Linked DNA regions of Homo sapiens: region 1 is linked to region 2. A link is a loop called in an ENCODE intact Hi-C map of the cell type or tissue named here. Cell type or tissue: K562. All regions are shown on one strand. Each heading gives the region's core, and the rest is flanking DNA. Links, peaks and the distances in the headings are about the cores only. Region 1 overlaps KCNT2 (potassium sodium-activated channel subfamily T member 2). Region 2 holds the start of CFH (complement factor H).

Region 1 (2,935 bases), core at 268-2,767, 160 kb before region 2:
CGTGCAGGTTTGTTACATGGGTATACACATGCCATGTGTATGGTTTGCTGCATCCATCAATCTGTCATCTACATTAGGTATTTCTCCTAATGCTATCCCTTCCCCAGGCCCCATTGTGTGATGTTACCCTCAACAGGGCATTTTTAAAATTAATTACGAATCAAGCTGTATGTGTTGTATCTTCTAAAATACTTGAATGTTCTTTTATATCTTCTCTCTAAAGAATATATTTCTATTTTTATTTCCTCGTTATCATATTCTGACTTACTTTGTTTTTTCTTCACCTTATATATTAAATGAAATTGTTTTAAAGTAAGCAAGATTCTCTTTAGTTAATACCTTCTCCAGACTAGAAGTTGGAAAAGTTCTCTAGAAGTTCTAAAGAAGCCACTAAAATGGCAATGATATCTTTTAGCAGAACATTTCCATCTGTATGCCCATGCACATGTGCACACCCTACACATCTACGTACATATACATACTACAAAAGTCCATGCACACACATACAGAAACAAAACTTCATCGGTGTCTTGGAAATGCATTATTGGACGTGTTTCCCTTGTTTATCAAATGAAAAGTCAGTTCATTTTAAATATAGTAACTGTAAATAGTGAGATAAAGCTAAACTAGTTGAAATTTGTTATGGCTACATAAACAAATTTGAGAGGACAATACGGCTATTACACAAATAATTCAGCAAAGGCCATGCAGATTTGCTTCCTAGAATTACCAAATTTATAAGAATGAGTCCATTTTTCAGATAATATTGGAGTTCAGTACTGGGTATGTAACAGAGGAGCCTTTTTTTGTTGTTTTTTGGTGACGGAGTCTGGCTCTGTCGCCCAGGCTGGAGTGCAGTGGCGCGATCTCAGCTCACTGCAAGCTCCACCTCCCGGGTTCACGCCATTCTTCTCCTCAGCCTCTCCAGTAGCCGGGACTACAGGCGCCAGCCACCATGCCGTGTTAGTCAGGATGGTCTCAATTTCCTGACCTCGTGATCCGCCCACCTCAGCCTCCCAAAGTGCCGGGATTACAGGCGCAGAGGAGCATTTTTTAACTGAAATGAGATCATCTAAAGCCTTAACAAAAATAATGAGGAATCTGGAAAACATACCACATATGGAAAAGGTAGGCGAAACTAGAAAGAATTCGTAATTATGAAGAGTTAGGAGTCACCGTTGTCTTTAAATATTTCAGTTACCAACATTATTAAAATGGAATGACACATAATGTGATTCTCTATTAAATAGAATATTAGATAAATGCACGAATTACGAATGAGAATTATCCAACTTTGAAATGGCCATCAATGTGGAGAGCTCTCCAATACCTATAAATGTGCCAAAGGCTGGACAACAGCATGCGAGCCACTGGCTTTTTTTTTTTTCCTGAGAGCAAAGGCAATTTTGCATGGTGTGAAGTCTCTCATTAAATAATTTCCTAATCCCAATCTAATTATCAAATTATGTGAAGTAAAACTCTTAATGAATCTGGCGATCTCTCTGAGTCAATATAATCATTGAGAAACATGGATTATATTAAAACATGAAATTATACAACTTTTATTTAAAGCCAAAATGCAAGCAAAATGTTTTTTGATACATGACTTATACTGGGCACAGAAAATGTCCTTTAGGCTTACTGGTTACAGTATAAAGTAGAGCTTTTTTTTTTTTAATTTGATTTAATGATAACTCTTTCTAGCAGCAAGGCATGTTAGTGACAGCGTGTACTTTTGAGACCTTCCTCAGCACCAGTTTTTTAGCACCCAGGTATTTAGTTCAGAGTTTAGTGGTTACCCTTCCCAAAGTTTTTCATGATTTAACTTATTTTAAATATAATCTCACCGCTTCCTTTTTCAAGTTTAAACTGGTTTCATCTCCTCCCTCCATTCCTTCCTCCCTCCTTTCCTTCCTTTAATCTTGCCTCCCTCTCTTCCTTCTTTTCTTCTGACCTCCCTACCTCCATCTAACTTTATCTGAATTTACTTACATCTAGTAGACTATGTTAGTGTAATCTTTCGTGTACTCTTACACTAAGTTAGTGTACTCTTTCTGGACCTTCCCCAGAACCACAGAGTTTTGATTTATGGCAAATCTGCTCTCATCACTTTTTAAGATGTCATTTTTGTCAAAGGCTTATACAAAAGTTAAAATTTAAAGTAATTTTGTTACATTTATTCAAATACCATAATAGCAATTTTATTTGATTTAAAAAGATACTGGAATTCCAATCATTATTAGGTGGTACCTTCTATTGAAATATGTTCTTGCTATTTAATAGTTATTTTTATGTTGATCAACAACATTTTATTTGGGTAAATGTTATATATTCTTTGTGACACTTATTTCTGGCTATTTTATAATTTTGGTTGCCTTTTAAATTGTTTTATTCCAATCTTTAACTTTTTGGTTTTGATATTGGAAATAGCTGCCATGTTGACCTCTCTTACATGTGATTTTTTTTTCACATTTATTACTTGGGTTTGCTAGACAGACAGTTATGGACATGTTCTTTAATATTTCTACAGTAAGACCTCACTTAATGTCATCCATAGCTTCTTTGCGACTTTAAGAGAAATGATAGATAGGCCAGGCACGGTGGCTCACACCTGTAATCCCAGCAATTTGGGAGGCCGAGGCGGGTGGATCACGAGGTCAGGAGATCGAGACCATCCTGGCTAACATGGTGAAACCCCAGCTCTACTAAAATACAAAAAATTAGCCGGGCATGGTGGTGGGCACCTGCAGTCCCAGCTACTCTGGAGGCTGCGGAAGGAGAATGGCGTGAACCTGAGAGGCAGAGGTTGCAGTGAGCCGAGATCGTGCCACTGCACTCCAGCCTGGGCGACAGAGCAAGACTCTGTCTCAAAAAAAAAAAAAAAAGAAATGATAGATAACAAATCCAATTTCACCATAGGCTAATTGATGTAAAC
Region 2 (2,886 bases), core at 1-2,500:
GAAGGGTTTATGAAATCCAGAGGATATCACCAGCTGCTGATTTGCACATACCAAGAACATGAACATTTTCCAACGGAGAATTTCCCTAGCTTAATAAGAAAAAGTCCAAGAGCCGGTCACAGCATTAACATTTAGTGGGAGTGCAGTGAGAATTGGGTTTAACTTCTGGCATTTCTGGGCTTGTGGCTTGTGGTTGATTTTTTATTTACTTTGCAAAAGTTTCTGATAGGCGGAGCATCTAGTTTCAACTTCCTTTTGCAGCAAGTTCTTTCCTGCACTAATCACAATTCTTGGAAGAGGAGAACTGGACGTTGTGAACAGAGTTAGCTGGTAAATGTCCTCTTAAAAGATCCAAAAAATGAGACTTCTAGCAAAGATTATTTGCCTTATGTTATGGGCTATTTGTGTAGCAGAAGGTAAGATTAAAAGAGACTCTTTTCTGAAAACTGTATTATGAAACATTTGCTAATGATGCTTTTCACAGGAGTAATAAAAATTTGATTTAGAAAATGTGCTTAAGTATTCTGTAACTTGACAATTGAGTGGCTTTTGACATTGTTGAGTTTAAAAAATGTAAGAACCTTATTTGAATGGTATATCTAAATATTCATCATAATTATATTTAATATAAAATAGAATAAAATGTTTTAATAAACATTTCTGAAAAACTATGATCTGGAATAATCATTTCCCTTGTAATTATCATAAAATGTAATTTACTTTTTTGCTTAGGAGTATAACCAAAATGTATTATGTGAAAGCATTAAGAAGGATGTGAATATACATAGTCAATAAAAGCCATCAAATCATAATGATTAGATTTATTTCAAATATGATTTTAACTCTTCCTAAATAAAAATTCATTTATCATTTACAACTGATATTGTCATGACCTTAGAATTCTTGTAGACAAGTATTACTTGTATTATCAGAATAAAAATATTATATAAATTTGAAACCCAATTGAATATACAATATTTGTAACAGTTAAGTTGTTCAATAGAGATTTTTTTCCTGTAGTTGTATATAACATATATTCTTGAAGAGCAGTCTTTTGGAGTAGTGAATATGAATGTAGGAGTTTTTTTCTGACCTCAGTAAGACAATTTCTGGATTCATAATAAAATTTAATTATATCACTGCTTCTTGATAGATTAAAAAGCTTATTCTTGGAGGAGGTTTGCTTTCCTAGTTTTTGATAGGTAACCAGTTATGTGATAGATATTTGGTAAACATTTTTAAACTGAATGAATTACATATTATTCATAATTTCTAAAATCTTTTCACTTAGTAAAGAAATTTTGATTGAGTGACCATTACATAGCCTCTAGGAACTGAAGAATATTAGCAAATAATACAAATCTCTGTTTCAGTCTTCCAATCTAGAAAATAAAAGCAGATATATTCTTATAGTTATACACTTTGGTAATTTAAAAAATATTCAAATATGTTTAATACCTTTTGAAAGGTTGAATTATTTTCAGTTATATTTTCTAATGTTATTGCTTGTTCTTTGGCTTGTAAACTTTATATGTAGCCACTTTTTAAATGAAGAAAACAATTATTTCCTTGTACATATAAATATTATAATTAGTATTTTAAAATGAAACCTTTTTGTATTTACAAACAGTTCCAGAACAATGTCAATATTACCTATTGTAAAAGACATCTTTTTCTGTTTCTTTGTGTAAATATTTCTGTCTTTTCTTACTAAATTTATGGGAATGTTTCTAACGTTTCATACCTACATACTGTTTGCTCCAGTTTTACATAGATACCATTTGTCATATAAGGGAGATTTGTTTTATTTCTAATCTTTAAAATCAAGAATCAATGGCAAGTTTAATAAACAGTTTAAGTTATTAAAAAGTTGAATTTGAAATATTATTAAAATAGAGTACATCAAAGTATATGTGATAATTAAACAATAGTGATTTAAACATCTTATTTACATAATTGATTATTGCTGACTTGTTTCACTTTTATTTTATTTTTCATCAATGTGTGTTTAAATGTGGTATCAGTTTCTACTGGTGAATTGAACATCGGCACTATATATGTTATGGTGAAAATGATATAAATCTGATTATTTCCTAAAAGATAAAGCACAACTTTGTATTTAAAGCAATGCTTAGGCCAGCCTCATAATTTTCATAAAAGCACATGTAATGCAAAAGCCAATGGAGAAAAACTACATGAATTTTCAGTGGATATCAGACTCCTAATTTATTCCTTGTTTCCCAAATACTCTCTGAAACTAAACTAGTTCGAGATGTCCATCAGTTCTATTAATCTACCATATCTAAAAAATTTTTACTTAACAGAGTAGCTTTGATCATGAAAAATACTCACATATATTTCAATATTTGCTTCTGTTTATATTTTCCACATTGAATACTGAATACCAAATTGAGAAGATAGTTTGAATACTATCACAATCTGCTTTATTCAACAGCATAACATTTTAGCATTACTTCTGCTCTGTTAAGAGTGAACTTTCTTCAAAAAAAACACTATTCATTACTAAGAAAGAATTATAGCCAGCAGGAATAATTTGTAATTTCAGCTTTCTATTTGTTTTCTTTTTTTAATATATTGGGTACTACATAGAACCTTTCTAATGCAATATATTGTCTACAATAACATTTCCAATTGTGTAGGAACGTTAATTGCCTCCTTGTTTTAACAGTCTGGCTCAGGGGGTCACTGCAGGCTACTAAGAATTGGGTCAGATTTACAGGACAAAGTTTAAAATAACAGTTTCTCAATCGTACCACCTAATTTCACCTTTTTGAAATATAGTATGACCAAGGTTTTGAATATATTATGACCAAGCAGATTTTTTAGATTTAGGGTCTAACAATTGTGTACTATATGAAATTAGGC

Evidence for each region. A loop is a pair of places that touch in the nucleus more often than their neighbours do. Peaks named below come from ENCODE experiments on the same cell type or tissue, not always from the same donor. Only the 100,000 strongest peaks of a DNase experiment are listed, where the experiment ranks them.
Region 1: a loop joins it to region 2, with 7 times the contacts of the local background. A loop is called at or near these places in 2 of 110 quality-filtered maps.

The regions. Positions count from the first base shown.
Region 1 is chr1:196,493,599-196,496,533 of GRCh38, forward strand. All of the region lies in intron 1 of KCNT2 (potassium sodium-activated channel subfamily T member 2), which reads right to left. Among named protein-coding and RNA genes, the nearest start is that of MIR4735, 87 kb to the right of the region's middle. In K562, for the core only: no CTCF peak of the experiment used is centred there; no DNase peak of the experiment used is centred there; H3K4me3 peaks cover 1,502 bases.
Region 2 is chr1:196,651,760-196,654,645 of GRCh38, forward strand. CFH (complement factor H) reads left to right here and starts at 284. Exons shown (of 22, transcript NM_000186.4): 1 at 284-416. The coding sequence starts at 359. In K562, for the core only: no CTCF peak of the experiment used is centred there; no DNase peak of the experiment used is centred there; H3K4me3 peaks cover 833 bases.